Linked DNA regions of Homo sapiens: regions 2 and 3 are each linked to region 1. The links are chromatin contacts, found by Hi-C or POLR2A ChIA-PET in ENCODE. All regions are on one chromosome and are shown on one strand. The core of a region is the stretch at or near the end of the contact, and the rest is flanking DNA. Distances in the headings are between cores, read along the strand shown. Region 1 has its middle 10 kb from the start of RNVU1-1. Region 2 holds the start of LINC01731 (long intergenic non-protein coding RNA 1731). Region 3 holds the start of LINC01138 (long intergenic non-protein coding RNA 1138).

Region 1 (3,155 bases), core at 255-2,754:
GTGCACACTAATAAATTATTTTAAGCATTTCAAAAGATCCCAATTTTCTTCATTCTGCTTATGACTTAGGAAATGACCAGGAAATGGTTAGGTGGGTCCAGTTTCTTGGATATTTACAAGAGGATGCTTCATAAGTGTTATACATAAACCCAGCTGGTGTTTCTAAAGGTGGTTGTTTCTTCACAGTGTGCTGAATTTTGAAGCTTGATTTCCCATAATTCAGGAGCTTTTCAGATGACCAAGGCCTGCGATGTGTTTTGGGTCACAGTGTGGTGCTTATGAAGTCACTCCTACAGATAACACCGGAGTTGTGTGTCACTGTCTCAGTGGTTCCACTGTTTCTAACCACCAGGTGGCCACAGAGTCCCACATATATCCTCCCAGAAGAGCAGGAAAGGGGGTTGATAAAAGTGTTCTTCTGATGGGAAGTGTCCTATAAGGCCACCTTCACATGGTGACTAATGACCCCAACACCTCTGCAACATCCCCGATCACTTGGAGCACCTGAATGGATCAGCGGGAGCAGATCACTTCTTTTCTTCAGGGCAGGGGAACACACCTCCATGCACTTTCCAGTTAAGAACTAACAGGAATTAGTCACAAATGAAAACCTAAGTCCAAATGTTCAAAACAACATGCTACATAAAACAAAACCACCAGGGCCTACCTGCCAATACCTTGACCCAGAACTTCCTGCTGAGGAATAGAGGCAGAAAAGGCAGAAGCTCTCTGGGGAGCTCTTTGCCTGACTGTGACCCAAACCTTCTGTCCTGATGCAGAGGTGGAAAAGGCAGTTATTTCCCCCTGAAACACAAATCTCTTACCCACAGGGTAAAGACAGAAAACCTCTGTTCTAGAAAGGGAGAGCTGAAAAGGACACTCAAGCAAACTCCAAGACTTCAATCAACCAGTGTTTCTCTCAGAGTCAGTACTCGAAGGCTTCAGAGCTGGCCAGGCACCCAGTCCAGGAGGAATGTGGTGTGATCTGAGAGATGAAAATACATGCCCCCTTATAGACTAAGACAGACTGTAAGGTTAAGGAAACAAAAGTTAGCTACTTGTCCAGGGTTCAGGGCTCATCTGGCATGGCAACTTCCTGAATTCCTATGGCTACAGGAAAAACCACACTCTTGCTAAACTCCTTAACAATAGGAGCTAGCAAGCAAATTGTCAAAATCTTCCCAGCCCTTCTCAACTGGATTTACAAGCCAGATCACTAGAGCTCTGATGGGACAGAGGAGTGGCCTTCCATTCTTTCCTAATAAGCAACTGCAGATATCAAGCCAGTTTCAGCCATGTTACAGGGACTGCACACAAACCAACTTCGTGTCCAGTAGTTCACCTTTTGATATAAAGAGCCAATTTCTGCCTTATTTTATGCTAAAATCCCTTCCCCATCTGTGAAGATGGGGTGCATGTTACATATATGTTTACCCATTGCACATGAGCTCAATACTCCTCAGAAATGGTGTTTCCCCAAACCTACTGAATATGTATGACTCTATTGTGTGATACACACCCTGTGAGGCACAAAAACCAACCTGCCCTCTCTCTCTGTCTCTGAAGAGAAAGTGCCTCTTCAAAGACACACACCGGAGACTGTCACTTCCTGGACTGCAAACTTATATCACCAATAAAATTCTTACTACTATTTAGCCACCCTGGAGGACTTTGAGAGGACAGTCAGATGGTCAGAGATGAGTCAGTCTGAATCCTGCTCCCAGGGCCAAAAACATTGACATAGAAGGAAGGCGCTTAAGCACAAAATATGATTTAAAGAGTTTGTTTGAGCCAATGTGAATGTAGTTGCCCGGAAGGCTCAGACCCAAACAATATTGGATATCGGTTCTATTTGGCCTTTGTTACAAGCAGGTTTGTAAAGACCAAAAAGGGAGTCAGGGAGTTGGCTGGTAAAAAGTTGCTTGTCAGGAACTCCCAGTGGTTTACAGAAATAACATTGATTAGCTATACATTGTTCAGCTACAGGGAGTGAGAGATGGTGTCCAGAGCAGCATGTTTAGGTTACTTTATAGCTAACTGTGGCAATAGCAAGCAGTTTCAGTGGATGCATACATAGCTCAAAAGTGGGGAAGTGGCCGGTGGTGGTGGCTCATGCCTGTAATTCCAACACTTTGGGAGGCCGAGGTTGGCGGATCACCTGAGGTTAGGAGTTTGAGACCAGCCTGGCCAACATGAGGAAATCCCATCTCTACTAAAAAAAAAAAAGGCAGGCGTGGTGGTTCGCGACGTTAGTCCCAGCAACTCGGGAGGCTGTGGCAGGAGAATTGCTTGAACCTGGCTGGAGGAGGTTGCAGTGGGCCAAGATCCTGCCACTGAACTCCAACCTGGGCAACAGAGTGAGACTCCATCTCAATACAATAAAAAAAATATTTTTTAACTTAAAAAAATTTAGAAAGCAGGAAGTAGGATGTGGTTGCTCTCTCATTTTAATGCCTAGCTTTAGGCATGCTAAATTGAAAGCACTCATTTTCCTCACATGAAAAATTCTTTTCTTTTCTTTCTTTCTTTTTTTTTTTTTTTTTTTGGAGACACACTCTCACTGTGCCACCCATGCTAAAGTGAAGTGGCATGATCTCTGCTCACTGCAACCTCCACCTCCAGGGATCAAGCAATTCTCATGCCTCAGCCTCCCGAGTAGCTGGGATTACAGGCGCTAGGCACCATGCCTGGCTAATTTTTGAATTTTAGTAGAGATGGGGTTTCACCATGTTGGCCAGGCTGGTCTCGAACTCCTGACCTCAGATGATCCACCCGCCTCAGCATCACAAAGTGCTAGGATTACAGGTGTGAGCCACCATGCCCAGCCAAGACCATTAATTTAATCTATAGCTAAATCTATTCGTTTTTCATGTTACAAATTCAACAAGAAAAATTTTCCCTAATGAAACATCACATTTAAAGCTAAGTAGAAAAAAAATGTAATAGTGCCTTGCTGTGTCATCCAGGTGAGAGTGCACTGATGTAACCACAGCTGACCAGCCTAGAACTCTGGGCTCAGGCAGTCCTCCCAGCTCAGCCCGCCTTCTAATTTTTTAGAGACGGCATCTTGCCCTGTTGCCCAGGCTGGTCTCCAACTCCTTGCCTAAAGCATTCCTCCCACCTCAGCCTCCTGATTTTCTGGGATTACAGGTGTG
Region 2 (3,155 bases), core at 166-2,665, 92 kb before region 1:
ATATAAAAACTTTATGAACAGTATGATAGAGTAATTGTTCTTCCTATAGTAATTGCACCTCTAGCCTAAAGAAATATTTAGACCAGTGGCTGAAAATGCCCGTACAAGAATGACTAGAGCATTATATGTAATTATAAAAAAATCACAGAACCAATTTAACCTCAAAAGCATATGGAAAGGGCTAAATGAATGACAGTTAAAGAGAGAGAGAGAGAGAGAGAGGGAGAGGGAGAGAGAGAGAGAGAGAGAGAGAGAGAGAGAGAGAGAGAGAGAGAGAGAGAGAGAGAGAGAGAGAGAGAGAGCGGCGCGGTGGCTCACTCCTGTAATCCAGCACTTTGGGAGGCTGAGGCGGGCGGGTCACAAGGTCAGGAGATTGAGACCACCCTGGCCAACATGGTGAAACCCCGTCTCTACTAAAAATACAAAAATTAGCTGGGTGTGGTGGCGCGTGCCTATAATCCCAGCTACTCAGGGGGCTGAGGCAGGAGAATTGCTTGAACCAGAGAGTCGGAGGTTGCAGTGAGGCGAGATATCTTGCCACTGCACTCCAGCCTGGCCACAGAGCGAGACTCCATCTCAAAAAAAAAAAAAAAAAAAAGAGAGAGAGAGGGTTCCCAGAATCCTAGCGGACCTTGATTTACGTCCTCACGTCCTGCGCGACAGACGGAGGAGAGGAGGGTAAAGTTAGTCTCCCTCTGCCTTTCCATGATACCATGTGCTGGATAGAAGAAAGTTGCCAGCGGTTTAAGCATTTTTAAAATGCAAGAAATGCTCCATAGAACAGGCTCGAACCACCCACCTTCGGGCTTGGAAACAAGCACACCACCCAACTGAGACACACAGACAGACGACTCTCACTCTGGTATCACCATGCAGAGCAAGAGCCCATCCAACGTTAGGAGGAGCCACCGCCTTTTTTAGAACAACTGTGCAGGCTCTAAAGCCTCGGAAAACCTGAGAGGCGCATCTTGCTGGCTACGGTTGAAACCCGTGCATTGGGTGATTCCGAAGCTGGAAGGGCAGCGGAATGGCCTTCGCCCCGTCCTGACCCTCGCAGGCGTCAGACCCAGCATCCCAGGAAACGCCCGGGTCCGCGACTCCCTGGGCCTGAGCCGCGTGGGTCCCAGGGGAAGCAAGCAGAACGCCCCGTGGGCTCTAGTGATGGCTCTTCCCCTTCTTGGCTCCGCCTTCACCCGATTCTCTACTGCTGCTTGCGCTCCCCTCGCTCACCTCGGCCTCGGTCGGTGGGGCGGGAGAGAGGAGGGGTGAAAAGCAGAAATACGGAGAGGCCCCACAGAAGCAGAGGAGGTGCGGACCAGGACAGAGAGACCTCCCGAGAGAGGCTGGTGCAGGGAGGCCCAGGCTGGAGTGGAGGAGATGAGAATTGTTCTCATCACGTATGAAGATTGGGAGGAAGGGAGGGAAAAGCAGAGCGGGCATGAAAGAAAAGCGCGAGTCCCCTGTGGCTGTCTGGGAACGAATCCGCCTAATAATCGAAATCCATTGACGTCAAAAGGGCTAGAGCAAGCTCCGCCATCGCGGTTTAGCCTGTGGCTCGCCGTGATCGTATAGTGGTTAGTACTCTGCGTTGTGGCCGCAGCAACCTCGGTTCGAATCCGAGTCACGGCAATGTCGTTAGTCTAGGCTGTCAGCTCTTCCCTTTTGCTCCCGCAACCAGGCGCGTCAGGGGAAGGAAAAGAGACCTCACACCTTACTAACTTGGCGAGGAATCCAAGGGAAACCCTGGACGTGCTCCCTCCTGTTTCTGAGCCTCACGCAGCAAATAACCCAGTCGGCCCTGTTGGTGGCTTACACGAAGGCAATGGTGTGCTCAGAACCGTTCTTCCGGTCACTGGGGGCACGTCGGGGTAAGGAAAAGAGACCTCACAGCTCACTAACCTGGGGAGGAGTCCAAGGGAAACTCTGGACGTGCACCGTCCTGTCTCTGAGCCTCACAGAGCAAATAACCCAGTCAGCCCTGTTGGTGGTGGCTTACACGAAGGCAATGGTGTGCTCAGAACCTGTTTTCCAGTCACTGGGGCTGTTACACACGAAACGACAAGAAGCTTTTAATGACTTTAAACTCCAAACTCTTTGTTGTGGCCTACAATGGCTTGTCTCTGTGCCCGTCACCAAGTTTGTATGCCAACAGCAAAGTGTGAGGAAAGGCAATCTGGTGCCGGGGGTCTTTCCACCTCCACTCTGCCACGTAGGAATGGGCCTTGGGCCTGGAGCACTTCCTTCCTGAGAGATAAGGAGTCATCACAGCCTGTGCTGGACTCACCTCCTTGTGTGGGAGTATCTTTCCCCCGATCAGACTTGGTGTGTACCCCTTTGTTCCACTTAAGCATGTGCATCAACTGGCACCTGGCCAGCTGCTGTATCTGCCCCCCACTGAGGGGAGGAAGCGGGGGTCCTTTCTTCTGCTTCTCAAGAGGCTGTGTGTGCAGGCCAAATGGAGGGACCTGCTGGCCATGGGGGACCAACGCCCAAGACTGAAGCGGAGCCCACACCCCGCTCTGTCTCCTCTCTGTATGAATAATGTGTTGTTCTCCCGTCCAGTCTCTGACTGCCTTGTATTTCCTTGGCGACTCTGATACCAAGAGGCTAGGGCCAGAAGTGTTCAGACTCCTGCTGATAGGAAACCGATGCCACTTGCTGGACAAGATGAACGAAAATTCTTCTTGTATAGGTCTTTTTGTGGACACGTGCATTCATTTCCCTTGAGGAATACCAAGTACTGGAATTGTTGGATCATAGGGTAGGTGTAATATTAACTTTATTAGAAACGGCCAAATGGTTTCTTCCAGAATGCTTTCTCACCAGCAAGGAGAGTTCCACTGGCTGGACATCCTTGACAGCGCGTGGTGTTTACTGTTTTTTAAATACACCTGTTCTGGTGGATGTAAAACGGTACCACATCGTGGCTTCAATTTGTGTTTCCTTTAATGAGTAATGCTGTTGAGCATATTTTCTAATGCCTTTTCACCGTTTAGCAATCCTTCTTTGAGAAGACAGGCTTTGAAGCATTTTCCCTAATTCAATTGGCTTTGCTTTTTATTACTGATTTGTAAAAAGTACTCTCTATATTCAAAATTTGAGCCTTTTTTTTTCAGGTAAACACAGTGCAATTATCTTCTCCCAGTCTGTGGCTC
Region 3 (3,155 bases), core at 297-2,796, 87 kb after region 1:
GAGAGCAATCTAGTACTGTAGCAGAACCGTTTCAACATGAAGAGTTCTGCTCATCGCCTGTGGCGTGGTCTTCGAAACACCTGAATCAAACATTGATTCCCCTCCCCCTGCTATTTAAAACCGTGGGACGTCAGGCTTGGGTTGTAGGTAAAGAAAAGCCACAGTAATCAAACAAGCAACCAAAATACCCGAACACGGAACACGCTAAGAACAAAGGAAACACAAGAGTGTGAACAGGAAATGAAGCAACTCTACACCCATAAATACCTTCTGGGGCCGCCAACATAGGTAAAAGTAAAGGTGGAGTCTGAGTATCTGAATCTGAAACAGAAAGTCCTGTCAAAAGCTACCCCTGGAGTGGATTTGTTTTAACCCCGATCAGGACTTGGGCCCTCCATTTGGTGGAGTCAGGGGAGGCCTGGCCGGGCGGGAGGCGAGGGCTAGAGGGCGGCGAGGTCTCTCCGCGCAGCGTCCGAGGGGATGCGGCGCGCCCCCGACTGGGTGCAGCGGCAGGCCGCCCCCGGCAGCAAGTGCCGGGTGCCATGGCAACGGCGGGAATTTCCCGGTCGGGGAGGCCGGAAGCAGCCCCAGCCGGGCTCGCGGCAGCGAAAGCAAAATCCGATCTCTCTCCCGGGGGAGCAAAATGGACGAACGGCGACCCCCCAGGCAGGGGCGCTGGGTGCCTTGGGAATCCGAGGAATCCCTTCTCTTTGCCAGTCGGAGGGGACTAGATGGAGCCGAAGGGGCCGGAGATGGGCCGAGCGCTGCCCCCCGGGGGTCCTCGGCGCCGGGCGCAGCTTACGAGCGCAGGGCAGCAGGCTCCATTCCCGGCCGCCGCCGCTCAGCCCATTACGCAAACCTGGCGGGTCCAACCAACCCCGCTCTGCCGCCGCTGCTGGAACCCAGGAGGCGTGCTTGCAGGCTTCGGGCACTACGCGGGGCTGGAAATACCACGCACTGCCCCTTCGCCTAGACCCCCGCTCGGGCCACTCGGGTTCTGCCTTCAAAGCTAGTAGCTGCCCCAGACTTGGGGGTGGGGGGAGGGGAAGGGGCGAGGCTGGCGCCCCCTCCCGCTTTTGGCTCCCGCGTTCGTTGCAGCAGCTGTCGCCAAATGAACCCCGGAATGCGGACGTGCAAACCCTCCACCCCACCCCCAGCCACACACGTCGCGGTCGGAGAACTGAGAAGGGGGCGCTGGGTCCGAGGTTCTGGAAAAGCAAGAACTCACCTGCAAACAGGCAGTCCTCAGCTCTGGACTTCTGGATCACGACGTCGATATCCTTCTGAATTCGGTCTTGCCTTGAACACATCCCCATTAAATAAATCCTTGGAAAAGAAGCAGCCGCTATTTCCACCCCACCCCCCTCGCACGCTTTCAGCTTTCGTAAATATTCAGTTAAAAATGAAACCTCTGGCCGAGGCAGGGGCTGAAGGCCAACTGGTTTCGGAAGTGATCCTGGGTGAGAGGAGGAGAAGGAGGAGGAGGAGGAGGAGGTGGAGGAGGAGGGGGAGGTCGGCTTTCCATTTCCAGATGTGACCGCCCAGCTGCTGCTCGCCGCTGCTGGATTCCAGTTTCCTCCCCTTCTGGCGACGGATTGGTGATGACACCGAGTCTCACTTTCTCCTTCCCCCGCCCGGACCAACCGCCGTGGGGGGCCGAGGGTGCCGGGGACGGCCGGAGAGCGATCACCGGCTGGGCGGCGGGAGCCGACGAGGGGCGAGCCCCGCTCCGGCTCAAGCGCGCACACCCCTCACGGCCCGCACTCCGGCCTTCCACACCCGTGCACACTCTCGCCCGCGGGCGGCGGCAGCCGTGCCCAGGCTGCTGCAGCGCCACCCGCCCGCCGCGGACCCTCCGCGCCCTCCGCCTAGTCACCCGGCCCGGCCGCGGGCCGCCGGGGCTCGCAGAGTGTCAGCCATCCCGGGCAGGAGTCGCGTCTCCCCACCCCGACCTCCACTCGCGCCGGGAGCTGAGCGGCAGTGTAGGTAGTGAAGACTCCCTGGGGCTCCCAGCCTTCCCTCTCCGCGCTCTCCCCCCGTCACTTTTATGAATTCGACTCCACTTTCTAAAGGAATTATGAGTCTTGTGGCAAACACAAACCGGAGTGGCCGGGAAGGGGAAAAGGGGGGAAAAGAAAATCTTTAAAAATTAAAAAAATAATAAAACGAACAAATCTTTACTTGTTGCCACATCAGATAACACGGAAAAAGCCTTGAAATTACTCCAGATGTGCACCCTCCCCTTCCCTCAGTGCCTGAGTCTTTTTCCTCCAGATCGAAGTATTTCAGCCCTTTTGGGGCGCCGTTTGCGAAACACAGCCCCTTTTGAGGGACTTCCTCCTCTTGAAAAGACTCACCAGTTCTCCCTTCCTAGGTGTTTCTGTTCATGAGAAATTGTCAGAATCAACTGGCACGTTCCAGGGTCTTCCTAAAGGATGGAAACCTGTTTGGCTTGCTTTTTAAAACCACCTCCTTTGACAGTCAGTCCAGGGAAAGCTACAATCCAGGTGTTCAGAAATGAGATACTGCTCTGATTCTCACTTTCTGTTCTGCCTAAGGACACCTCAGGCTGACGTAGCTGCCCCACCTCTATATTGGTTTATGCCCTAGGAGAGGTCTCCAGCAGGCACTTTTCTTGTTGATCTTTTCTCCGCTGAGAAGGCTCCCGCCAGTAGACCATGACTCGTTTTGCTTTGCATTCTCAGTGCCACGTACAGTGCCTGGAATACAGGAGGGTGGCCTAAATGTTGGCTGAATGCATGAATGGTCATTTCTTGCAGCCTCTTTTCATTACCCTGTCTCATCAGCTTTCTTATCAGAATAAGTGCCCAAGAGTGCCAAACTGTTTCAGACCCTTAATCAATTTAGTTCTGATTCTGACCGTGACAACATGATGTTCAGCACGGTAGGAATGACTGCCATCTCTGAAGGAGTCTTAAGATTCTGTAGAATCAATGAAAGATTCTATGTTCTAACGCCTTTATCTTTCAGGAAAGAAATTACAAAATAGTTTCATTGTCCAGTCATATTCACTATGAGTTATAAGAGGAAACATTCTATCTAGAATTAGAAATACCATTTGACCCAGCCATCCCATTACTGGGTATGTACCCAAAGGACTATAAATCATGCTGCTATAAAGACACATGCACACG

The links. Hi-C counts contacts between places; a loop is a spot of excess contacts on that map. ChIA-PET counts read pairs that join two places held with the same protein, here RNA polymerase II (POLR2A). Pooled maps may share reads with other maps.
Region 2: a pooled map shows a loop between it and region 1 (5-fold over the local background). The contact joins the promoter of LINC01731 here to the enhancer-like site in region 1. A Hi-C loop is called at or near these places in 1 of 168 maps with a recorded cell type or tissue (naive thymus-derived CD4-positive, alpha-beta T cell) and 4 of 50 pooled maps. POLR2A ChIA-PET finds 5 or more read pairs at or near these places in 3 of 52 experiments (activated CD4-positive, alpha-beta T cell, activated T-cell and activated naive CD4-positive, alpha-beta T cell).
Region 3: a pooled map shows a loop between it and region 1 (7-fold over the local background). The contact joins the promoter of LINC01138 here to the enhancer-like site in region 1. A Hi-C loop is called at or near these places in 7 of 50 pooled maps. POLR2A ChIA-PET finds 5 or more read pairs at or near these places in 8 of 52 experiments (CD4-positive, alpha-beta T cell, T-cell, activated B cell and 3 more).

The regions. Positions count from the first base shown.
Region 1 is chr1:148,371,312-148,374,466 of GRCh38, forward strand. No RefSeq gene overlaps it. Among named protein-coding and RNA genes, the nearest start is that of RNVU1-1, 10 kb to the left of the region's middle. Within about 2 kb of position 1,505, at least 7 of the 41 ENCODE cell types and tissues checked have a DNase peak (open chromatin) inside an H3K27ac peak, as active enhancers do; they include CD4-positive, alpha-beta T cell, where a contact is called at or near this core.
Region 2 is chr1:148,279,808-148,282,962 of GRCh38, forward strand. It overlaps LINC01731 (long intergenic non-protein coding RNA 1731), which reads right to left and starts at 1,416. Exons shown (of 5, transcript NR_183739.1): 1 at 1,231-1,416. All of the region lies in intron 1 of LINC02806 (long intergenic non-protein coding RNA 2806), which reads left to right. It overlaps TRH-GTG1-3 (tRNA-His (anticodon GTG) 1-3), which reads left to right and starts at 1,558; the gene lies at 1,558-1,629.
Region 3 is chr1:148,458,374-148,461,528 of GRCh38, forward strand. It overlaps LINC01138 (long intergenic non-protein coding RNA 1138), which reads right to left and starts at 1,547. Exons shown (of 3, transcript NR_104014.2): 1 at 1,229-1,547. RefSeq lists enhancers at 128-666, 225-384, 1,206-1,743.